Regions from separate parts of the Homo sapiens genome. Here regions 1 and 3 are each linked to region 2. A link is an interaction called in ENCODE POLR2A ChIA-PET data of the cell type or tissue named here. Cell type or tissue: Caco-2. All regions are shown on one strand. Links, peaks and the distances in the headings refer to the core of each region. The heading gives the core; the rest is flanking DNA. Region 1 overlaps TMEM97 (transmembrane protein 97). Region 2 overlaps SARM1 (sterile alpha and TIR motif containing 1). Region 3 overlaps LOC101926984 (leucine-rich repeat-containing protein 37A3).

What was found. ChIA-PET counts read pairs that join two places held together with the same protein. Peaks named below come from ENCODE experiments on the same cell type or tissue, not always from the same donor. Only the 100,000 strongest peaks of a DNase experiment are listed, where the experiment ranks them.
Region 1: POLR2A ChIA-PET joins it to region 2 with 5 read pairs; 18 of 35 experiments call an interaction of 5 or more read pairs at or near these places.
Region 3: POLR2A ChIA-PET joins it to region 2 with 7 read pairs; 4 of 35 experiments call an interaction of 5 or more read pairs at or near these places.

The regions. Positions count from the first base shown.
Region 1 is chr17:28,323,864-28,331,862 of GRCh38, reverse strand. TMEM97 (transmembrane protein 97) reads right to left here. Exons shown (of 3, transcript NM_014573.3): 2 at 6,216-6,360; 3 at 3,178-5,329. The coding sequence ends at 5,070. IFT20 (intraflagellar transport 20) reads left to right here. Exons shown (of 5, transcript NM_001267776.2): 2 at 1-4; 3 at 1,335-1,420; 4 at 2,587-2,690; 5 at 3,130-3,537. The coding sequence ends at 3,211. Among named protein-coding and RNA genes, the nearest start is that of IFT20, 7.6 kb to the left of the region's middle. RefSeq lists an enhancer at 4,645-4,694. In Caco-2, for the core only: a CTCF peak has its summit at 3,927; a DNase peak (open chromatin) is centred at 3,342.
Region 2 is chr17:28,380,878-28,388,876 of GRCh38, reverse strand. It overlaps SARM1 (sterile alpha and TIR motif containing 1), which reads right to left. Exons shown (of 9, transcript NM_015077.4): 2 at 7,056-7,674; 3 at 4,308-4,520; 4 at 3,947-4,038; 5 at 3,602-3,837; 6 at 601-703; 7 at 338-527. Among named protein-coding and RNA genes, the nearest start is that of SARM1, 13 kb to the right of the region's middle. RefSeq lists an enhancer at 3,861-3,930. In Caco-2, for the core only: no CTCF peak of the experiment used is centred there; DNase peaks (open chromatin) are centred at 3,263, 3,676 and 4,066; H3K4me3 peaks cover 1,774 bases.
Region 3 is chr17:28,258,027-28,266,025 of GRCh38, reverse strand. It overlaps LOC101926984 (leucine-rich repeat-containing protein 37A3), which reads left to right. Exons shown (of 1, transcript XR_001752821.1): 1 at 1-2,392. Among named protein-coding and RNA genes, the nearest start is that of TMEM97, 57 kb to the left of the region's middle. RefSeq lists an enhancer at 224-1,423. In Caco-2, for the core only: no CTCF peak of the experiment used is centred there; a DNase peak (open chromatin) is centred at 3,755.

The DNA of each region.
Region 1 (7,999 bases), core at 2,089-4,588, 56 kb after region 2:
GACAGTGAGTATTGGGGAGATACAGTGCCACTCAGCTTTGAGCTGCCATTTCAACTGTACCCCAGGCTCATCTTGGCCCTGCCACAGTGGAGCTGCTGGCTCCCTGGAGGTTGAATCTGGCGTCTGTGAGTTCCCACGTGCCACCCTTTTCTGTCTGCCCTCTTGTGCTCTCATGTGTCCCCAACAGGGCACCAGTCAAACCAAACACCGGGATGGGGAGGGGAGGGTGTCTTTAGATATGCCATCTTTCATTTCTTGCTCTTAGAAACCTTAAACTTTCTGGGAACACAACCATGGCTTGGGTGTGGGAAATAGAATTATGTACTCATGATTTGATTTCTTCAGAGAAAGTCTTCTCAGGGGCAGGTTCTCTGTTATTTGGAGTTAGAAGTGATAGGTGAAGTTTCTAGAAGCAGCTCAACAGACTTACTGAAGTCATCTTTTGGCTGGAAATCTTCAGGAAGCCTCCTGTCCCAGCAGCCAAGCAAGCCCAATGCCCGTACAGAGCCAGATCTAGCTAGAACAAGGGACTTCTGAGCTTTCTGGGGGGTTTCCTAGGTTGTGGAGAGAGCTTGGTTAGTGAAAGGTAGCTTGGGTTCTGTCACTAACCTGTGATTGCTGTGCCATGCACACACCTCTCTGGGCCTTAGTTTCCCCTCAGTAAATTGTCACATCCAGGACATTGGAGAAAGTGAGTGGGAGATTAGGCACTTAATGCTGTGAGCTTGCTTTTTTGTGGTTACAAGTGGGAAGCCCCCATCCCCACTGTTAATTGAAATCTGGTGTCATACCTGTAGCTAGTCCAGAGGCAGCGCTTGTGTCCTGAGGCTGCCCTTTTGTGAACAACAGTGCTTCCTGTCACTCCTGGGGAAGCAGGGTTGGGGTCTGTCTGGAGAATGAGCCCAGCAAGGGCCTAGTGCTTTCATAGCCGGAGGTCATAGCGGCTGGCTGGCTCAGTGGGGATGCAAGGTCCGAGTATGCCCTGGTCCAGCTGGCCACCCTTCTCTAGGTTCAGACCAAGGGTAGGAGACAGGCCAACAGGCACCAAAGTGTTTAAGCGACAGGGTCTTGCTATGTTCCCCAGGCTGGAATGCAGTGGCAGTTCACAGGCATGATCACACATCCTCTAACTCCTGGGTTCAAGTGATCCTCCCACCTCAGCCCCCTGAGTAGCTGGGACTACAGTTGCTCTCCACCACGCCTGGCCCACACCGAACTATTTTAACACAAATTAGAAGGGGCAGTCCGCTCTGCCCTCTCACTGCCTTAGCACTCTACCGAAGGGGAGTGATGATACTAAGGAAATATTTTATTTTTTGTTCTTTTCCTAAAAGAAATTGGCCAGTTTCAGAAAATAGTTGGTGGTTTAATTGAGCTTGTTGATCAACTTGCAAAAGAAGCAGAAAATGAAAAGATGAAGGTAAGATCAGCATGTCTTCCGCCTACATCTTGGCCTGGGACCCTAGTTCACTACCCTCTCATCCCTCTTCCCTCTTGATTTATTTAGAGGGGTAGAGGGCTGGGTGGGTGAATTTTTATTTAAGATTTTAATAACTTCTGGTCCACTTAACCTACTGAACTTTTGCCAATCTTTATTTCCTTTAATCTTTATTTTTTTTTTTTTTTTGAGACAGAGTCTTGCTGTGTCACCCAGGCTGGAGTGCACTGGTGCAATCTCGGCTCACTGCAAGCTCTGCCTCTCAGATTCAAGCGATTCTCCCACCTCACCCTCCCGAGTAGGTGGGACTACAGGTGTGTGCCACCACACCCAGCTGAGGTTTTTGTATTTTTTTTTTTTTTTTTGAGACGGAGTTTTCTCTCGTTGCCCAGGCTGGAGTGCAATGGTGCGATCTTGGCTCACTGCAACCTCCGCCTCCTGGGTTCAAGCGATTCTCCTGCCTCAGCCTCCCGAGTAGCTGGGATTACAGGCATGTGCCACCATGCCTGGCTAATTTTGTATTTTTAGTAGAGACAGGGTTTCTCCATGTTGGTCAGGCTGGTCTCAAACTCCCAACCTTAGGTGATCCGCCCGCCTCAGCCTCCCAAAGTGCTGGGATTAAGGCGTGAGTGACTGCGCCCGGCCATTTTTTTGTATTTTTAGTAAAGATGGGGTTTCACCATGTTGGCCAGGCTGGTTGCAAACTCCTGGCCTCAAGTGAACTGCCTACCTTGGCCTCCCAAAGTGCTGGGATTGCAGGTGTGAGCCACCACACCTGGCCTCGTTTCATCTTCATATCAGCACTGATGTAGATGGTCTTATCCTCATTTTATAAATGAAGAAATGAAGGCTTACATAGTATGATTGGTGAAAGGCACAAGGCTGAATGGCACCACCAAATGTGCTATTGTGCCTGTGTCCCTGGCTCTAGGAATACTCCTAGACCTGCCTCAAAGCTGCCGTCTAGTTCTTGAGGCACTTTGTGATCAGTAGGTTAATCCTTCTGACTTAACCCAAAAGCTTTGGGGCTCCACTTTCTTTTCCTCTCTGAAGACTGACACAGCTCCCAGATAACCCCTCCCCACTTTGAGGACTTGATGCTGTAGATGGTTTTAATGAAGCCATGGCCTTCTCTGGCAATACTGTAGGCCATCGGTGCTCGGAACTTGCTCAAATCTATAGCAAAGCAGAGAGAAGCTCAACAGCAGCAACTTCAAGCCCTAATAGCAGAAAAGAAAATGCAGCTAGAAAGGTAAGAAGTCATGATGTAAAGCAAGTTCTTTACACAGCTGAATTTCCACTCTTCCTTCTGGAATGATCACTTCTTGTCCTTATTCTTCATCATTGTTTTCCCAGGAATAGCATCTCACTTGTCATCCTGATTTGAAGATTTTAAAAAATAAAATTACATTTGATGGGAAGGAAATAGAAAACTTGTTAATATCAAACCACCTCTAGTAGTTTGAGCATGAAAGGGTCCACGAAGTTGGCTGGCTCTCTGAAAGAAGACTTTCCTAGGGCTGGAGATTTCTCATGGGTGGCTCTGGGTAGGGCTTTGCCTCTTTCTTTCTTCATTCTGAACTCACACCATTTCTTGAAATCATTTAAACCTCTATATCCTTCTCTAGAAGAATTAGGTCTGTGGTTTACTTCATCTTTTTTTCAGGGCCTCTAACAATTTTGTTTTTCAGGTATCGGGTTGAATATGAAGCTTTGTGTAAAGTAGAAGCAGAACAAAATGAATTTATTGACCAATTTATTTTTCAGAAATGAACTGAAAATTTCGCTTTTATAGTAGGAAGGCAAAACAAAAAAAAGCCTCTCAAAACCAAAAAAACCTCTGTAGCATTCCAGCGGCTTGACCAATGACCTATGTCACAAGAGGTGGCGTGTAAGGAATGCAGCCCCCTGAAGACAGCACTACAAGTCTGGGGGAGCCAGTTTTAACATCAGTGCACAGCTGCTGCTGGTGGCCCTGCAGTGTACGTTCTCACCTCTTATGCTTAGTTGGAACTAAGCAGTTTGTAAACTTTCATCCTTTTTTTTGTAAATTCACAAAGCTTTGGAAGGAGAAGCAATAAATTTTTGTTTTCAAATGGCTTGATGTACCTTTTTTCCTGTTGCTCTTGAAATATGTTTAACTCCTCATGAGAGAACCCTGGATTCTCTATCCCCTAGTCCACAAAACAAACCAGGCAGTGGTCAGCAGCTACCTTTATTTGGATCACACACGTGAGTCAGACAGTACCACTAATCGGGCCAATATGGCTTGTGAGCAAAATGGGTGAAAATAGAGGGAACTGACTGGGACCTGTTGTCTAACATCATTTTAAGGTTGAACTTGAGCAAAGACTTAGAGAAAGCTGATGGAATGCCAAGCATCAACGTGAAGAGACCCTCTATGCACACAGTGGATATGTTATGCCTGGCTGTAGCCACCTTCTCTTCTGAAAACAAGATGGGAATGACGGAACTGTATTAAAAGATTAAGTTATCCACTAGGGAGCATACTAGCACACTTCCAGATCAGCCTTGAGATGCTAGACTTCAGATACAGGGACTTGTGTCAGGTGGCCTCTAGAAATGTGGAAGACTAAGATTTAGAAATAAACTAATTTAAAAGCAAACAAACAAAAAAAACTTTCGCCTAGGATGATCTGTTTACAACAGAAACAAAAACATTTTCCAGTTTAATCCATTTGACTGAAAGTCATTGTTGGGCTGACCCTTAAGGAAAACTTAAGTTTAAACTTCCTTTGCATAGTATGTTTTCTCTTTTTTCCTTGGGTTAGAGGTGGGAACAAGAAAACATTGATATAGTTTTGAATTAACATTAAAGAGGCAAAATTTCACATTTAAAATGGCCCAAAATATCCCACTATTCATTTTGCTGACAGGTGATACACTCTTGAGAATCAGGAGTGGAGGGTTTAGTCATAAGCATATATGCTGTGGGTCAGGTGACTCATGAACATGTCAAACAGGCCATGTTCTTTAGCAGTTTCTGGTCTGGTCCTGCTTTTAGTAATCTTGCGGTGGAACTCAGGCACACAGTTATTTGGTACCACTTCCTTATAACCTAGCCCACACCCCTTTGCCCACCCTCAAGCCGATCGGTCTGTTCATCCCAGTGCCCTTAGAAGGTGAAGGTTTGGGCTGGGCCCAGTGGTTCACGTCTGTAATCCCAGCACTTAGGGAGACTGAGGTGGGCAGATCACTTGAGCCTAGGCGTTCGAGACCAACCTGGGCAACATGGCAAAACCCTGTCTCCACACACACAAAAAAAACAAAACAAATTAGCCATACGTGTTGGTACACACCTGTAGTTCTAGCTACTTGGGAGGCTAAGGAAGATGGCTTGAGCCCAGGAGGCGGAGGTTGCAGTGAGCCGAGATCATGCCACTGCCCTTTACTCCAGCCTGGGCAACAGAGTGAGACTGTCTTAAAAAAAAAAAAAAAATGGAAGAAGGTGAGGGTTTGACATGGTTCCTGACACCATCTTGCTCTTGTGCATTGCTGCCAGTGTTTCAAATGCTGCTGAAGACGTGGGTTCTGAGCAGTGTTCCTTGTATTGTATCCAACAAGCAACCACCCTGTAGGCATCTCTACCCTGGGCCAGTGGTTGTTTCCTTCATTTTTTTTTTCTTTTCTCTTCATACTTGTAGTAGGGGCTCCGCAACATGAAAATTAAAAGTATGAATGGGATGAGTAAGTAGGGGGCATAGACAGACACAAGGGTTAACCGTTCATGCAAAGTCTCAGGTCTTTGTCCCTTGAAACCACTGGCTTTGGAGAAATCCTCAAACAGAAATGTGGAGAGTATCGGAATTAAGGTTGTCATGGTGTGAACAGAGTAGATGATTGCAGGAGTTCGAATCCACTTGCAGCTTCCTGAGGTAGTCAGGGGAAAAGAAAAATGGTTAGGTCTGTTCATGACTCAAAGGTGTCCATGACCTTCCCACTGTCTCTGCCTGCCTGCTTTCTTCTACTCCCTTCTCCAAGTGGAAACTCGGAACTGGAAACCTGGATGTGCCACACTGCCCAACATGCAGACTTACGTGACAGCTCACCGACAGCTCGCCAAAGAACCAAGAATGGGGGTCAGAACATAACTCGGAAAAGCTCTAGGGCAATAAAACTGCCATTACCGGTTAAACCTGTGTGGTACAAAATCCAAGGGGAGGGAAATCCCTGCCCCATGGCATCTGTTTGTTCAGTAATTATATATAGGTGAGAGGATCAGAAGGCAGATTCAGTGACCCCAGGGGGTGCCAATGGGAAACGAGCATTTTCAGTGGTTTTAGCTTATCAAGTACACGTGTATGGTCACCTTTTTAAAAAAGCATTGATTATATGAGAACACTAAGAATAATTTTAAAATGAGAAGCACATTAGGGATTAGCCTGATGCTACAGCTTATAAGTCAGTATGATACTATCCAACGCAGAGAAATAAAAGCCAACAAAAAGAGAAATTAATTCTGTTGGGGAACAAAACAAAAGGGAACAAGCTCATTGTTTAAGTGGTCTCAGGCTTCATGTGTATGCAAGGGATTTCCAGACGACTGAGGCAGCCGTGCAGGCCTGCTGACCACAGACATGAGCCTGAGCCACACTAATGTCCCTTTACAAGATCTACCCTGGCTATTTACCCCAGATCCTGTAGCATTCTCCCACAAACTATGGGGACCATCCCCTTCCCTTTGGAGATACTTTCCCAAAAGATTTCTGGGACCTGATTTCTGAGTAAAAATGGGATTTTCCCACCATTTACCAACCTTTGAGGAAGGCATACGTTGCAATGGGAAAGAAAGGCAGCTGAAACACAAGCTCGCAAAACAGAAAGGACTTAAACCAGGCTGGGGGCTCCTGTAGCAGTGGGTCTTTGAACTCCTTAGCATACCACTTCAGCAGGTTTCTAAACTGAAAAAGAAAACGATCATGATGAATTACAGCCACTTGCCCTCAACAGGCTCGGCGCTAGCTCATTTGAAAATACACTGGAGGAGCCTGTCATTAATTAGCCACCCCCCACTACCCCGGCAGCAGATGGCATGTCCAGCTGGCTTTTGTGACACAGCCTAGGTGGTCATTTAATAAAAACTTACTATCCCTAACTCAAATGTTCCCTTCTCTGAAATTTTCTCAACTCTTCCAGCCCCTTCTTTGTGTTACCCAGAATCTGTTCATAATTCCAAGATAACACATCCAGGTGTGTTGGCCACTGTCAGGAGCAACAATAAGTATCTGGCACTTGGTAGGCACTCAGGGTGTTCGCTGAATGAACAAATGTGACATTTCTGTCAACAATATCATTCTTTGTTTAAAAAAACAAATACACATGAAAACCATCCTGACACTTTCCCTTTTGTAATGGCAACTACACACCAAACTCCTCCAAAGGCCAGATTCCCTCAAATGCAGAAATGAATTGAATTTCCCTCTTCTTTTTGCGGGGTGGGGGTGGGAGTGAAAGGGGAAGTAAATCTAACCTCTGTGGCGATGTAATTTTGGACACTTTAATTCCAATATGACAAACAAGTTCCTTAACTCCCCTAATTCTAATTTTTGGTTTATTTTAGGAGACAGGATTTTAGTGGAAGAACAAACTCTGCCCCAAACTACAAACTACCTAGTAGCTTCTTGGTTATGCAGGGTTTTAGCGTCTCAGTTCTAGCTTGGGCCCCACGCTTGTAATTACCTTGTCAAATAAAAAGGATGCGGATCCATGCTGACCTGGCTACAGGCAGAGAAAAGAAGCAGAGTTTAAGGCTTCCCATCTTGGGCTTTTATAGGAGCCCAAAGCCTAGTGCTCTTGGCTCTATGTGGACTACTAAACGTTTGTCACATTTAACCTCCTAGATGTGGCGCTGCCCTGACACACAGGCCTTCAAAGACAAATAAGTCTTGATATTATGATTAATAAAGGCAACTCCAGGGTAAGAATTTATCTTACTTACAATGGAAAATCCAAGAATATTTTTCCTGTTAATTTTTAATCAAAAGATAAAGCCTCGCTATTGTGAAATAGAAGCCCCACTGCTGCAAGAGCACTTTAAGCAAACATCCAGAAACAAATATCCTGTTAGCATATTATTAATTTCAGAAAGGCTTTGGCTAGATAACCAATTTATTGACCAAAGGATATCCAAATTTGTACTTAATTTGAAATTGAAATTCATAGCAATGCCCTTCGCTTCCTTCTAAGCACTTTTCTGGATGGGAATGTGGTTTGAATAGGATTGAATTGATAAGAAACACAAAGGCTAAGTCACTGTCCCTCTCCAGGGTTCTACTTCCTCATCTGTAAAATGAGCAACTTGGACTAGATGTTTTCTTAAGATCCCTTTTTTGCTTTTTAGATTTTTAAAAATACTGGATGACACTACCTGCTTTAAAAGATTGACTATAAAATTATTATTATTTTTTTTGAGACAGTCTCTGTTGCCCAGGCTGGTGGAGTGTGGTGATTTGATCTCGGCCCACTGCAGCCTCAACATCCCGGGCTCAGATGATTCTGTCACCTCAGCTTCCCCAGTAGCTGGGACTACAGGTATGCGCC
Region 2 (7,999 bases), core at 3,033-5,532:
ATGGTGTGAACCCGGGAGGTGGAGCTTGCAGTGAGCCAAGATCACGCCATTGCACTCCAGCCTGAGTGACAGAGCGAGACTCTACCTCAAAAACAAAAAAAAAAAAAAAAGAAAAAGAAAACTGAGGCTCAGAGAGCCAAAGCCTAGTCTCTTGTCCCTTGTGGTTTGCTAAAGTCCTATTACAGTCAGAGCTGTGGTTCCTGACTTCCAGCTGGGCCAAGGAGGTGCTTCAGGGCTAAGTGTGCCGGGATGTGCAGACAAGAAGGAATAGAAGACGACCCTATCTTCTGGACCACAGGCCAATGCTGGGACCGCAGAAGCATAGGCAGGCACCTACCTTATGCACCCAATCCTTGCAGTCATGGTCTTGCATGCACTTGTCCAGTGCTCCAGGTGATAGCACCAACACAAAGTTGCGGGCACCCATGACACTCTGGATGAGTTTGTCCTCGAACTTGCCTGCTTCCAGCTTCTCCACATCAATGAAGACACTGAAGCCATGCAGCTGCAGGTGCACCTTCAGGAGACTGCAAGTAAGTCCTGTGTCAGTGCCACAGCCTTGTCCCCACGCCCCGTCGCTGCCCGCCCGCCCCTCCTCACCTGGCCAGCTGGGAACCTGAGTTCCGGCGGTAGCTGATGAAGACATCTGGAGTGTCCCCACTGGGTTTGCCACCAGTACAGGGCAGCGGGGAGTGTAGCATTTCTGAAGTGGGCAATAGGCAGCATGGTGAAGGTGGCCCCTCCGCATCACTCACTGTCAGGTATATCATCCCTTGTGGACTTAGTCCCCAGTCCACCAAGCCCTCTCAGCCCAGCCTGGGGAGGGTGGCCTGCCCCAAAAAGGAGAAATGGGGCCTCCAGGAGGAAGGTCATGTTATTGTTGGGTTCCTCTTAGGAGGCAGGCACTGTGTTCTAGGGACATTGATATGCATGCACTTCCAGCCCTGACCTCTCTCTGGAACTCCAGACCTGAACAGCCAGCTGCCCACAATCACTCCAAATTCAACACACCCCAAATCTCCCCCTCATTCCTTCTTCCCTATTTCCCACCAAAGCCAGACACCTGGGTATCAGCCTCAACTCCTGCCTCCCATTTAATTTATTCAACAAATACATCCTAAGCACTTGCTGTGTGCCAGGACTGTCTTCAGTGCTTGAGATTCAGCAGTGAGTAAAACAGACAGCACTCTGCTCCTCTGGAGCCACGCTCAGTACTAAGCGCCAGGCACCGCATTCTGAGGATTCTACCTACTAAACATACTGGACTCCAGCCTCCGGGCCCTTCCCTGGCTCAGGTTTCCAATGCCAGCCTCCTCAATGGCCTCCCCAAACCCAGCTAGAATTGCCCAGTCTAGGCCAGGGCAGTGGCCCACACCTGTAATCCCAGCACTGTGGGGGGCCAAGGTGGGTGGATCACTTGAGGCCAGGAGTTCGAGACCAGCCTGGCCAATATGGTGAAACCCTGTCTTTACAAAAAATTATCCAGGCATGGTGGCACATGTCTGTAATCTAGCTACTTGGGAGGCTGAGGCACGAGAATCACTTGAACCCAGGAGGCAGAGGTTGCAGTGAGCCAAGAATGCACCACCGCACTCTAGCCTGGGCGACAGAGTGAGACTCTGACTAAAAAAAAAAAAAAAGAAAAGAAAAGAAAAGAAAAGAATTGCCCAGTGTAGTCCATTTGCCACAGCTACCAGAACATCTTTCTAAAATCCAAATCTGAGCATGTCATTCCTCCCACTTAAAAACTATGCATGGCTCCCTACTCACTATACAAACTATTTTTTGTAAGCTATTTTTGCCCTAGGATTTTCCTGTTGTTTAAAAATGAAATCTTGCGCTGGGTGCGGTGGCCCACGCCCGTAATCTCAACACTTTGGGAGGCTAAGTTGGGAAGATTGCTTGAGGCCAGGAGTTTGAGAACAGCCTGGGCAACATAGTGAAACCCTGTCTCCACAAAAAATAAAAAAATTAGCTGGGTGTGGTGTTGCGCACCTGTGGTCCCAGCTACTTGGGAGGTGAGGTGGGAGAATCACTTGAGCCCGGGAGGTTGAGGCTTCAGTGGGTTGTGATTGCGCCACTGCACTCCAGCCTAGGTGACAGAATGAGACCTTGTCTCAAATTAATTAATTATAATAAAAATGAAATCTTGAAGTTTTAATGGGAGCTGCAATGTAAAAATAATAAAAGCCAACCTGCTTTGGTTGAAGCATAAGAATGCAGCCAAAGCTCAGTCCCTTGTGTCTTGTGGGTGCTTAGTCTGTAATTGCTGAATGAAAGGATAAAATGAAAAGAATTCATCTTCTTATAATATTTAGACATAACCCTCATAGACAACATTTGTTTGTTTATGAAGCAGAAAGACAAGGGCTCAAGTCCCAGTTTTGCCATCTAATGACTTTTATGACTGTGGGAAATGTATTTGAATTCTTTAAATGTTAGTTTCATTATCTTTAAAAGGAACACCCATGATGGAAATATTCTATATCTTTAATGATGATGGTGGGGGTGGGGGGTCACACAGATGTCTTTCAAAACTCCTCAAACTGATACTTTTTTTCTTTTTTGAGATAGGGTCTCACTCCTGCTGCCTAGGCTGGATGGAGTGTAGTGACCTGATCACAGTTCACTGCGGCCTTAACTTCCTGGGCTCAGGTGATCCTCCCACCTCAGCCTCCCAAGTAGCTGGGACTACAGGTATGCGCCACCACACCTAGCTAATTTTTTGTATTTTTTTGTGCTTTTAGTGGAGATGGGCTTTCACCATGTTGCCCAGGTTGGTCTCAAACTCCTGGACTTGAGCGATCCGCCTGCCTTGGCCTCCCAAAGTCCTAGAATTACAGGCATGAGCCACGGTGCCCGGCCCTCAAACTGGACACTTACTCCTCTTTTTATTCTTTCAAGAGTTCTTTAAGGTTGATTTTAAAAACTGAACACTCATTGCATAGAATCAATATAGAGACTGATGGGATAATATCTTAAAAACCAAACAGAGTACCTTGTAATTGACAATAAAGATTAGCTAAGTAGTAAATTAGTAAGTAAAAATAAATTAGTAAATAAGGAGGGTGGCTAGAGGCCTAGAATTCACTCTAAACCACCTCTAGACCCAAATTTTGTAAGCTGTTGGCCAATAGGATAACACACATACGCACACCCTTCCCGCCTACACCCCACTGCATGGACTCTCCATAGGCCGCTGCCTCTGCCTGGGCTGCCCTTCCTGTTGCCACCCCTCCCCGCCAGTGCACCTCTCAAGACATGGTCAGGCATCCTGTCCTCTCTGAAATCTAGACCTGGGTGGATGGGGTGGGCTGGGCTTCCTCTGTGCTCCCACTGGAGACCTGGGTAGCTTCCTGCCGGGGCCGCTTGCCTGTTTAATAGCCTCCTTCCTCCCACCGCCTACCCACCTCAGACTGGGAACTTCTTGAGGTAAAGTGCAACGTATTCATCTTTACATCCTCAGAGCCCAGTGTGACCCACGTTTGTGCTCAATCAATCCACGGCGAGGCTGGAAGGCTCCACCCCGTGTCTCCCCTCACCATTCCAGGGCCGTGGCTGGGGCTGGGGCTGGGGCGGGGTCCCGGGTGAGCGGGCTGACCTCTGGCCGCCGTGAGGATGCGGGCGCGGTGCACGCCCAGGTGGATGCCGCAGTCTTCCAGCAGCTGCTGCTCAGACACGCGGTGCAGCAGGGAGCGGTCCAGGCCGCAGCTGACCAGGCCGTAGGTGTACTGGCGGAAGCGCGGGTCCAGGCTGCCCAGCCAGTCCGCCAGGTTGCTGCGGTCGCACGTAGAATAGTTGGCGAAGGTCTTGAGCTCCGTGAGCTCCCTAAAGAACCTGCACCCCACGGAGGAGAAGACGCTGAGGTCCAGACTCGGACGGGCTGTGGGCGGAGGGGGAGCTTATTTAGACCTAGCTGGGGTCCGGCGGGCAGGAGGCTCCGTACCTCTTGCGGGTGATGCCCGATTTCATGCCCAGGTCGGTCTGGAGTTCCTCCTCCGTGAGCCGCAGAAGCAGGTCGCCATCCACCTGCTGCTCCTGGGGGAGGAGTCGGGTGTCAGGAAGGGCTTCGCTACTCCGCCCTTGGACCTCGAGCACAAGATGCAAGGGAAGGAACTGGAGATGGCGTGGAGGAGGCGGATGGGACCTAGATCAGAGCCGAGTGACCCTAACGGTGGCTGCGTACAGGCTCCCCGCCCCCAAAAGCGACCCTGGCGCCGCGGGATTGCGAGGCGGGGAGGGAACGCAGTCCCTGTGCACAGGGCGCCCGCTCTGACTCGGGGGAGGCGTATCCCACGCGACTCTACCCGGAAGCTCTCGCAGTACTTGGAGAAACCGATCTGCTGCAGCCACGTCTGAACCTCGGCCTCCTTCCAGCTGGGCACGGAGGGCAGGATGGGCCGTGGCACCTCCTCGCCCAGCAGGCGCAGCGCGCGCTTGGCCAGCGCCGACTTAGTGCCATTGGTAGAGTAGGAAACCAGGCGTTTCAGGCTCTGGATGGCGCCGATGTCGCTGAACACCTAGGGAGGGAGTGGGGAGAGGGCTGTAGGTCCCACCAGCTCTCCAGGTGCTCCCACACGTGCCCAGTCCCTCTCCTTGTCTCTTCTCACAACCCAAAGTCTCTCCATCTGCCCTGGCCCCACCTTCAGCCACTAAGTCATGGGGTCCTGCGGATTCCCCCTCCTGAAGTTCTCTCAATTCTTGACCAGGTCCTGACTCGGATGGGTTGGGGGCGGAGGGGCCTATCCCTCCTTTATATCCCTTCTACAGCATCCACCGGCCCTGGAATAAAGTTGAGCTCTCAGCATAGCGCCAGGCAGGGCACAGTGCAGCTGCCCATCACTCCCAGTTCACCTCACCTTCCACTAACTTACACTTCACACACACACGCACATGCACACATTCCAAGGCTTTCACACCTCTGGGTCTTGGCCCACTATGTTTCCAAACCCTTAGTTCTTCCAGTCTGCTCATGGGAATCCTCCCACTCCACGGAAATCCTACTCATCCACCAGAATCCAAATTGATTAGCACCTCCTTCATGCAGCCTGCTTTGATTCCCCCACATCCTGGCCCACACCTCCAATGAGGTCTTATACCACACTCTGAATGCCACTGTCACTGGTTGACGATGCAACTTCCACTGGAGTATAAGCTGAGGACATGTCTTAGTCACTACTGGAAACCTGCATCTGGCACGATGAAGGACACAGAGTGGGACTCGAGATGTCTTTGTTGAACTACACTCACTTGGCCTCGATGGGAAAGGGGTGACAGGCTGGTGATCATGGTTGCGGCCCAGATCCAATCCTTGGGGTCCTCACTCCCTACTTCCTTTAAGACCCTTTTCCCTAAGCAAAATGACCTGCCTTGTAGAGCAGGTCCTCCCTGACCCAGCTCTGGAGTGCAGAGAGAAGAATCAGAAGTTCCTAGAACACTGGATGTTGAAAGAGGCCCCAGAGACCCCCCTAACATAGCAGTCTCCTTTTTCTTTTTCTTTTTTGAGATGGAGCCTCACTTTGTAGCCCAGGCTGGAGTGCAGTGGTGCGATTCCAGCTCACTGTAACCTCTGCCTCCCAGGTTCCTGTGATTCTTCTGCCTCAGCCTCCCGAGTAGCTGGGATTACAGGCACCTGCCACCATGCCCAGCTAATTTTTGTATTTTTAGTAGGGACAGAGTTTCACCATGTTGTCCAGGCTGGTCTTGAACTCCTGACCTCAAGTGATCCACCTGCCTCGGCCTCCCAAAGTGCTGGGATTACAGGCATGAACCACCTCACCCAGCCAGCAGTCTCTTTTTGATCTGCAGGGACATACATGATGGGTGACAATCATCTGTAAGACACACTCCTTTGAGCACCCCCAGATGACAGCTGGGGTACAGACAAGGTGGGTCATGGGGTATGCACCACATCTCTGTGCACCAGCTATCACCAACCTCCAAGCCTCCACAAAAAAATGCAAAGAAGAGAGAGTGATATTGTAGGGAGAATCTTCAACCTGTAACATTTTAAAAACAAAGCCCAGCTGGGGGATTGTGGTGCGTGCTTGTAGTCCCAGCTACTTGGGAGGCTGAGGCAGAGAGGATCGCTTGGAGCCTGAGAGTTTGATGCCAGCCTAGGCAATATAGTAGATCTCTGTTTCCAAAAAGTACAATCCACAAACTTGTGGTGCTAAAACTATCCCACATCTAGGGTAAGAACTGCTGCTGTGGTCCAATTTACTGAATTTTCCAGAAGATAAAAATGAGGCCCAGATAGAGGCCTAGAGAGGGGAAGCCAGGTGCTCAAGGTCACACAGCAAGTTAAAGCAGTGGGCAAAGGTCACTGGTGGATTAGGCCCTGGACATGAGGACCCCTTGGGACTCCGATGGGGGTTATCTGGCTGACACACTGATGTCCTGTCCCAAGCCGCAAGCCTCTGTCTCTAACAGCCATCTTGACTCCAGACTCAAAAGGCTACACTACCCACTGAAGCTCCCCAGCTGGGCATCTCTCAGGCATCTCAAACTCCATATGTCCTGCAGAAGTCACTTTCTTCCCCTTCCCCACTTCCACTTGTCTCTCACCCAGTTCACTTTATTCATTGCCTATGTTCAGGGCCAGGAGTCATCCTCAGCTCCTCTTTCTCCTTCTCCCAGCCACCAAGTGCTAACTCCATCTCTTAAACATCTCTTGAATCTGCTCTCTGCCACTGGCATCGCTGTCTCCCCCTTCCCCCAACGCCCACCCCTGCAAGTCATAGTTTTTTATTGGGTTGCCTTGCCTCCGTCCTCACCCTTGCCAAGCCCCTTTCCACACAGCAGCTAGGATGATCTTTGTAAAACACAAGTGTCCCCTTGCTTAAAAGCTTCTTAGTGTCTTCCTCTTGCCCCCAAAACCAAGTCCAAACTTCGGGTTTGCCTTCAACGCCAAAATGACTGGCCCGCTCCTCCTTTGTCTTGCTTCATCTAATTCTGATGTGTATTTCAAGACCCGGTTGAATGTGACTTCCTCTGGGAAACCTTCCCAAAGGCTCTCTAACCCCTGATCCACCCAACCCCACATCTGCACCCACCTTGGTCTTGCCTTGCAGGCTCTTGATGGCAGCCTCGGCGCAGAGGTAGAAAGCCCCGATGCACTGCGCCTCCAAGCGGTTAGAGTCGAGCAACGGCACGAGGCGCTGCAGGTCGTCGGGCCCGCGGCCCTGGCTTGTGTCGCTGGCGTCCACCAGACAGCGGGCGAAGCGGCCAGGGTCCAGCGAGGCCACAAGCGGCTCCACGAGCGCCAGCGTGCCCGAGCGCTCCACCTCGCGCTCCACCTCCTTGTTAGTCGCCAACACCGCTACTGCGAGGCAGGCGTGCAGCCGAAGCAGCTCGTCCTCCTTGGAGAAGGCGAGCGGGAAGAGCCACTCGGCTGCGCGCTTCTCTACCATGCGTCGCTGCACCGCCTGGCCCCCGTGCAGCGCGCAGTTGCCCAGCGCCAGCGCGCAGTGGCGCAGCAGCGCGGGGTCCGTGCGGCGGCACCAATACAGCACCGCGTCCAGGCCGCCGGCCGCCACCAGCCTCTGGCATGTCTCCTCCGAATGCTTGAACATGTGCTCCAAGATGCCTGCCACGCTCCGCGCCAGCTCTACGGGTTCGCGTTCCTTCGCCAGGTTCAGGATCACGCCCAGCCCAATGCGCGCCACGCGGTCTCTGCCCAGTGAAAGTGGAAGGGGACAGTGGAATTGCCGCAGCTTGGGGAGCTTGGCTTGCCCGTTTGGGGCCTGGTCACTAACCCTCTCTGGGCCTCACCGGCCTCATATAGGGGAGAGCATTCCCCTCCCTGCTCCCCACCCTCATCTCCTCCCCTGGGAGGACCCCACTTCTCGGATTCTAAGGGTGCTCTATTCTGGCCATAGCCGTTCTCCCCCTCCCTCCTCCCCTTGAGAGGCAGTATGTGTGGTGGCTAAGAGCCTCAGCTCAGGAGCAGATCCCCTGGGTCCTGGTTTCTTCTCAGCCCGTTTTCTAACTGGGATAA
Region 3 (7,999 bases), core at 2,791-5,290, 120 kb after region 2:
CACTTCTAGGAACGTTTCTTGCTGAGTCAGCTTGTCATACAGATTCTGGTCTACATTTAGAACCTTGCTTTTGAGGTGAAAAGTGAAAGGCAATGGAAGGGTTCCATAGACAAAAAGGGTCGAGAGGCAGGGCAAAGAATGCAAAAGTTCCTTTATTAAGCTCTTGGACGAGGTTCACTGGTCCGCAGGGGAGGGCCGGGGAAGTCGCACTGTGTTGGAGGTGCAGCAGGCTTATATGGACACTAGGTGAGTTAGGGGCGGATTCGGGGTGGGGCAAGGGCGGAGTTAGTTAGGTTTTATTTTCCTGAGTGTGACACGCCTTAGCGGGCTCACGTTCTTGCCGGGATGGCGGGAACGGGGGGAAGATGAACCCGCTAATGCTGAGTCAGGGTGGCCAAGATGGTTGCCTGTCGCCATCTTGGGGCCTTCACCGGAGTCCAAACAAAAAGCTAAGCTAGGGCCTGGTTCTGGTCCCTGTCTAGCATTGGAACCACTTCTAGGAACGTTTCTTGCTGAGTCAGCTTGTCATACAGATCCTGGTCTACATTTTCAACCTACTTTTGAGGTGAAAAGCTAAGCTAGGGCCTGGTTCTGGTCCTAGTCTTGCATTGGAACCACTTCTAGGAACGTTTCTTGCTGAGTCAGCTTGTCATACAGATCCTGATGTGCAGCAGCAAATTGCTCTGGCTCCGGGGGCAGGTCTCCAGCTGAATGTGTGCCTACGAATGGAATCAAAGTCTCATCAAAATCTCAGTCAGTTCCTGAGGCAGAAGAGATGGGTGTGTCTTATCCAAGATTTCTCTGGCTCCAGGGGCAGGTCTCCAGCTGAATCTGTGCCTACAAATGGAATCAAAGTCTCATCAAAGTCTCAGTCAGTTCCTGAGGCAGAAGAGATGGGTGTGTCTTATCCAAGATTTCTCTGGCTCCAGGGGCAGGTCTCCAGCTGAATCTGTGCCTACGAATGCAATCAAAGTCTCATCAAAGTCTCAGTTCCTGAGGCAGAAGAGATGGGTGTGTCTTATCCAAGATTTCTCTGGCTCCAGGGGCAGGTCTCCAATGCAAACAAAGTCTCATCAAAGTCTCAGTTCCTGAGGCAGAAGAGATGGGTGTGTCTTATCCAAGATTTCTCTGGCTCCAGGGGCAGGTCTCCAGCTGAATCTGTGCCTACAAATGGAATCAAAGTCTCATCAAAGTCTCAGTCAGTTCCTGAGGCAGAAGAGGTGGGTGTGTCTTATCCAAGATTTCTCTTATGGAACAAAGTTACATCAAAGCCAATTTAAAAGCCTATGTAAAAAAAATTATTATTATTGATGCAATGTATACAAATATATAGACCAATATAATAAGTTTACTATTCCTACCATGATTTGTCTTTAGTAAAATGGGAAACTGGAGAAAAACTTATGTTTCCAAATGATTATATATCTGTGTTAGATTCTAGTCTTGCCTAATTTTTTTTCAATTTGGATTACTTTCTACAGTTTGGACCAAATTCTAATTTTTTTTTATTACAAGTCTCCAAAATAATTTTTAAATTTTTTTTTCCTTCTTTTTTCCATTTTTCCTAATTTGGAGTCACTGAAAACTAAGCTGTGCTTTCTTAAAATCCTGTGAACTGAAGCCAGACAACTTAAACTTCAGAAGAAAATAACAGCAACCTATTTACATACATAAACCACTTTCATACCTGCCTACTGATGCATAGACTTCAGAGTAATGAGGCCTATATCAAATGTTTCCCGGATTGTTCTTTTGTTTGTTGTTGTTTTCTCTCTCTTCCTCCCACTATTTTCTCTTCGCAGGACATGAGACTTAACAACCTGCTAAAAATGAGCTTTTGGGACCTACCCATCAAGGAATAAACTGTCCTCGCCATGAGAGATCAAATGAAACCTGAGACCAGAGACTCATTTTCTTGTAAAATGCTTTCTCCAACAGATTTTTAAAAAGAAAAGGGGGGAAATGTGAAAGGAAAATATCTGTGGTCCCCAAAATCACGAAGGAAAACTCAAGCCGGGAACTGCTTAGGGCAAACCTGCCTCCCATTCTATTCAAAGTCACTCCTTTGCCCAATCAGATAGATGCTTATCTGATTTGCCTCCTTTGGAAAGGCTGATCAGAAACTCAAAAGAATGGAACCATTTGTGTAACAGCCATCTGTGACCTGGAAGCTTCCTTCCCACTTCAGTCTTCCTGCCTTTGCTTCAAGTTGTCCTGTCTTTCCAGATGAAGCAATGTACTTCTTAACATATATTGACTGATGTCTCATGATGTCTCCCTAAATGTATGAAACCAAGCTGTGCCTGACAACCTTGGACATATTTTGTCAAGACTTCCCTGAGGCTGTCATTGGTGCATCCTCAACCTTGGCAAAATAAACTTTCTAAATTAACTGAGACCTGTCTCAAGTTTAGGGGGTTCACAGTGGGGGGGGCAATTCAGTCTGGGAGAGAAGGCTTTAATCCGAGTGAAGAGCCCTTTGCACTACTAGCCTGCGAGGAGGCTGAACTGTCTTCCTGCCTTGACTTAACACAGCCGTTACCATAGAAATTACAGCGCCACTCTTCAGAGGTCTACCCTGTGTGCACACATGGACAAGAGGTTTAGGTTGTTAAAGTCAGCATATTAAACAATTTCCTGAAATGCGGCTGTAACTAGAACCCAGCTGACTTCCCCCACTGCCATTCTTACCTATTTTATTGCTCATTGTCTGGCACAATCAATAGCATGTGAACGCCAAGCAGGTGCTTCATCTTATTCCAGTGCCTAGAATAGGCATATGTTGCAGATTAATGGTTTTAAATGGAAGGGATTCCAAGACTCACTTCATCAAGGGGTAGATCTACTGTTATAATCAGATTTCTGAAATCAGTGCTGACTTCCTCTCACATTTCATGGGAAGCTAGATTTCTTAAAGGTTAAAGTTTCCTTGATGGGTTTTATTTAAATTGAATTAAAATAATTATTTTACAGAGAAAAACCTCGAAACACTTTGCAACTTTGGGGTGAAAGTTAAATAAAACATGCTAGCCCCAAATTAAGTTCCCACTGAAATGAATGTTTTAAAAAAAATTCTGGCCGGGCATGGTGGCTCACTCCTGCAATCCTAGCACTTTGGGAGACTGAGGTGGGCAGATCACATGAGGTCAGGAGTTTGAGACCAGCCTGGCTAACATGATGAAACCCCGTTTCTACTAAAAATACAAAAAATTAGCTGGGTGGATATTGCGGGAACCAGCCCCCAATATTTCAACGTAGGTTCTTTTCTATTTTCCCTAAGTGTCAGCCGGTCTGAGAAATAAAGGGAAGGAGTACAAAAGAGAGAAATTTTAAAGCTGGATGTCCGGGGGAGACATCACATGTCGGCGGGTTCTGTGATGCCGCCCAAGCTGCAAAACCAGCGAGTTTTTATTATGGATTTCAAAAGGGAGGGAGTGTATGAATAGGGTGTGGGTCACAGAAATCACATGCTTCACAAGGCAATAAGATATCACAAGGCAAATGGGGGCAGAGCAAGATCACAGGACCAGGGTGAAATTAAAATTGCTAATGAAGTTTCATGTCCCACTGGGCACACATTGTCATTGATAACATCTTATCAGGAGACAGCGTTTGAGAGCAGACAACTAGTCTGACTAAAATTTAGTAGGCAGGAATTTCCTTATCCTAATAGGCCTGGGGGTGCTAGGGGAGACCGGGGCATATTTCATCCCTTATCACAACTGTATAAGACAGACATTCCCAGAGCGGCCATTTTAGAGACCTCCCCCTAGGAATGCATTCTCTTTTCTCAGGGCTGTTCCTTGCTGAGAAAAAGAATTCAGCAATATTTCTCTTATTTGCTTTTGTAAGAAGAGAAATATGACTCTGTTCCGCCTGGCTCCCAGGCAGTCAGATCTAATGGTTATCTCCCTTGTTCCCTGAACATCGCTGTTATCCTGTTCTTTCTTCAAGGTACTCAGACTTCATATTGTTTAAATGCACATGCTTTACGAACAATTTATGCAGTTAACGAAACCATCACAGGGTCCTGAGGCGACAGGCATCCTCAACTTATGAAGATGATGGGATTAAGAGATTAAAGACAGGCACAGGAAATCACAAGAGTATTGATTGGGGGAGTGATAAATGTCCATGAAGTTTTCACAATTTATGTTCAGAGACTGTAGTAAAGACAGGCATAAGAAATTGTAAAAGTATTAATTTGGGGAACTAATAAATGTCCATGAAATCTTCACAATTTATGTTCTTCTGTCACGGCTTCAGCAGGTCCCTCCATTCGGGGGGTCCCTGACTTCCCACAACAAGCATGGTGGCAGGTGCCTGTAATCACAGCTATGGGAGGCTGAGGCAGAAGAATTGCTTGAACCCGGGAGGCAGAAGTTGCAGTGAGCCAAGATCCTGCCATTGCACTCCAGCTTTGACAACAAGAGTGAAACTCCATCTCAAAAAAAAAATGTCCATATGCAGTAAATAATGACTTTTTTCTTTTAGAGATTTAGAAACTTAATCCCTATTTAAGAGCTTTCATATACAGTCATGCATTGCTTGCCATATGAGGAGGAGCTTGAGAAATGTGTCATTAGGTGATGTCACCTTGTGCTAACATCATAGCGTATACTTACACAAACCCAGGTGGTATAGCCCACAGCACACCTAGGCTATGTGGTATGGCCTACAGCTCCTAAGCTACGAACTGTACTATATGTTACTGCTGTTAGGTTTTGAAGGGAAGGTGAGGGCTAAAGAAAGACACAGAAAGAGGGCAGCTTAACAGCAAATGCAGGCTTTACATCCAGCATAAAACCTACAAAAGACCAGCCTAATGCCAGAGCCTACACTGCTTACAGGCTGGGGCAATTTATAGGTATGGGTGGGAGTGGCCTGGGCAGTATGGCTTGCTGCCCGGCAGGATATTGATGAGATATTCGTTCCCACGATGTGGCTGTTCTGGCCCTTGTTCCAGCAGGATGTCATCATGGTGTTCCTTGGATCTTTGTCCAGCAAGACATGATAGGGATATTTCTTTAGTTGGGCCTTTGTCCACCTTGTGGTCAGGTGGTTAGGCAAGATGTTTCTCACAGCACAAACCCCTGTGAAATGTTTCACTTTGACCAAGATCTGCAAAATAGCAGGGAGCTTACAACATGGTGCAGTTTGGACTAACATTCTTGCCTTTTACTTTAAAAGGAAGAGGGGCATTGTTGACTGTCTGGCTGCTTCTTGCTGAATAGGGCGCTGTACTCAGGTTTGTGTTTTGAAGCAGTGGGTGTTTGACTTCACAATTGTTTTCTTTCTTTTTTTTTTTTTTTTTTTTTTTAGATGGAGTCTTGCCCTTGTTGCCCAGGCTGGAATGTAATGACACAATCTCGGCTCACTGCAACATCCGCCTCCTGGGTTCAAGCAATTCTCCAGCCTCCAGCCTGTAGGCACCTACCACCATGCCTGGCAAATTTTTGTATTTTTAGTAGAGACAGGGTTTCACCATGTTGGCCAGGCTGGTCTTGAACTCCTGACCTCAGGTGATCTGCCCACCTTGGCCTCCCAAAGTGCTGGGATTACAGGCGTGAGCCAGCACACCCTACCCAGAGCTGTTTTCCTTGAGGCACTGATATTGGACTTGGCAGAAGAGAATGATGGTATTAATGTGTTTCTGGGTGTTGCCTGGACAAGGGAGTTCAGCCTTTGGAAGAGAAAGTGGGATAGGAAGTGAGTACACATGGGCCAATTGTTAGTATTATGAGGAGGAAAATTTGGGGTCCTAAGAAAGGGCCAACCAGCTATCCTGGTGCTGAGTGTAGCAGAGATGTTTTGCCCCTGCTAAAGAGAATGAAGTGTACAGCCCGCCTGGTGTGTGTGGAGAAGGAGGAAACAGGGACTACTAAAGGAACCTGAATAGTTTGGTTGTTAGGCAAAATGTTAATGTTTGGAGATTGAAACACCAGGGTGCATGTTCCTGGCCAATTGGCCAGTAGGCAGCGATAAGAGTTTGTACTGCAAAGGAAGAAGATCACAGGTGCACACCACCACGCCCGGTTAATTATTACATTTTTTTTATAGAGACGAGGTTCCCTAAGCCCCCCAAGGGCAGCCTAGGGAATTCTGGCACTCTCCAGATGTCAGAGGTCATAATCAAGGATGACGCCTTTAGTTAGACAAACCAACTTTGAGCCTTCACTCCACACTATAGGGGAGTCCCAGACAAGAACACAGCTTGGGCTGGGCACAGTGGCTCACACCTGTAATCCCAGCACTTTGGGAGGCCGAGGTGGGCAGATCACTTGAGGTCAGGAGTTTGAGACCAGCCTGGCCAACAAAGTGAAACCCCATCTCTACTAAAAATACAAAAATCAGCTGGGCATGGTGGCAGGGACCTGTAGTCCTAGCTACTTGGGAGGCTGAGGCAGGAGAATTGCTTGAACCTGGGAAGCGGAAGTTGCAGTGAGCTGAGGTCACGCCACTGCACTCCAGCCTGGACCACACAGCAAGACTCTGTCTCAAAAATAATAATAATAATAATAATTAATAATAATATGCAGCCACAAAAAAGAATGAGTTCATGTCCTTTGCAGGGACATGGATGAAGCTGGAAACCATCATTCTCAGCAAACTAACACCAGAACAGAAAACCAAACACCACATGTTCTCATAAGTGGGAGTTGAACAATGAGAACACAAGGACACAGGGAGGGTAACATCACACACTGGGGCTTGTCGGGAGGTGGGGGACAAGGGGAGGGAGAGCAGTAGGACAAATACCTAATGCATGCAGCTTAGCTTAAAACCTAGATCACGGGTTGATGGGTGCAGCAAACCATCATGGCACATGTGTACCTATATAACAAACCTGCATGTTCTGCACATGTATCCCAGAACTTAAGTAAAATAATAATAATGTGTTATATATCATATGTCATATGATATGAATGTAGCTATAATGACAATAATAGCTATTAAAATGGCATTTGAGGCAGGTCTTGAAGGATATGCAGCCTCATTGGCCAAAATTTCCATCACTCCCTGCTTGTTCTCCCCTCTGTCAGTCAATCAGCTGCTACCAGGGAGGTCTAGTTTCTGAAACACGGGAACTGTGTGAGCAGAAGGGTGAGGAGGAGGGCGTTTGAAGGCGAGGTAGCTCTGCAGCCCCCAAGCTGCCCTCCACACTGGAAACCAGTCAAGGCGTGGCCTCCTCAGCTGGGCTTGACATCCTGTTCTGCTCTGGACCTGCCAAGGGTCAAGCTCTGAGGGTTTCCTGCCAGGCTGCAGGGAGGGGTTTGGGTGTAGAACTGGTGGACTGGAAATGAACCGATTTGCCCCCAGATTAATGATTAACAGGTTACTACCCTCACCGTGTCTGGGAGAGGAGCCCAACTCCAGGCTGGGCCAGGGGGAGCCCAATAGCACCTACCTCTGCTTGGGGGTTTCGGAGATATGCTCCATGATGGGACTGGAATCTACGGGTGATTTCTGAGGGTACCTGGGGCCTGGCCAGGCTGCATAACCTCTGGTGAGGCTTCTGACTTCTGGGGCATACAGAGAGGGTGTGGCATCCAGCCAGACATCCTGGCTAAGGCAGGTGGCTTCAAACAGGAGAGCTGTGCCCTTGGCTCAGAGGGATGTGGGCCTCTCTAACCACTCCTGGCTTGACCACAGGACTTGCCTTGGCCAGTGGCACCTGAGCAACAGTGGCAAGTGCCACATCCAAGCAGGAGCTCTAAGAGCTATCCCCTGCTTCCACCTTTGCTTTGCTCTTTTTTTTTTGGATACAGGGTCTCACTTTGTTGCTCAGGCTGGAGTGCAGTGACGCGATCTCAGCTCACTGCAGCCTCTGCCTCTCAGGCTCAAGCTATCCTCCCATCTCAGCCTCCCAAGTAGCTGGGACTACAGGCTTGTGCCATCATGCACTGCTAATTTTTGTATTTTTAGTAGAGATGGGGTTTCATTATGTCACCCAGGATGGTCTCAAACTTCTGGACTCAAGAAATTCACCTGCCTTGGC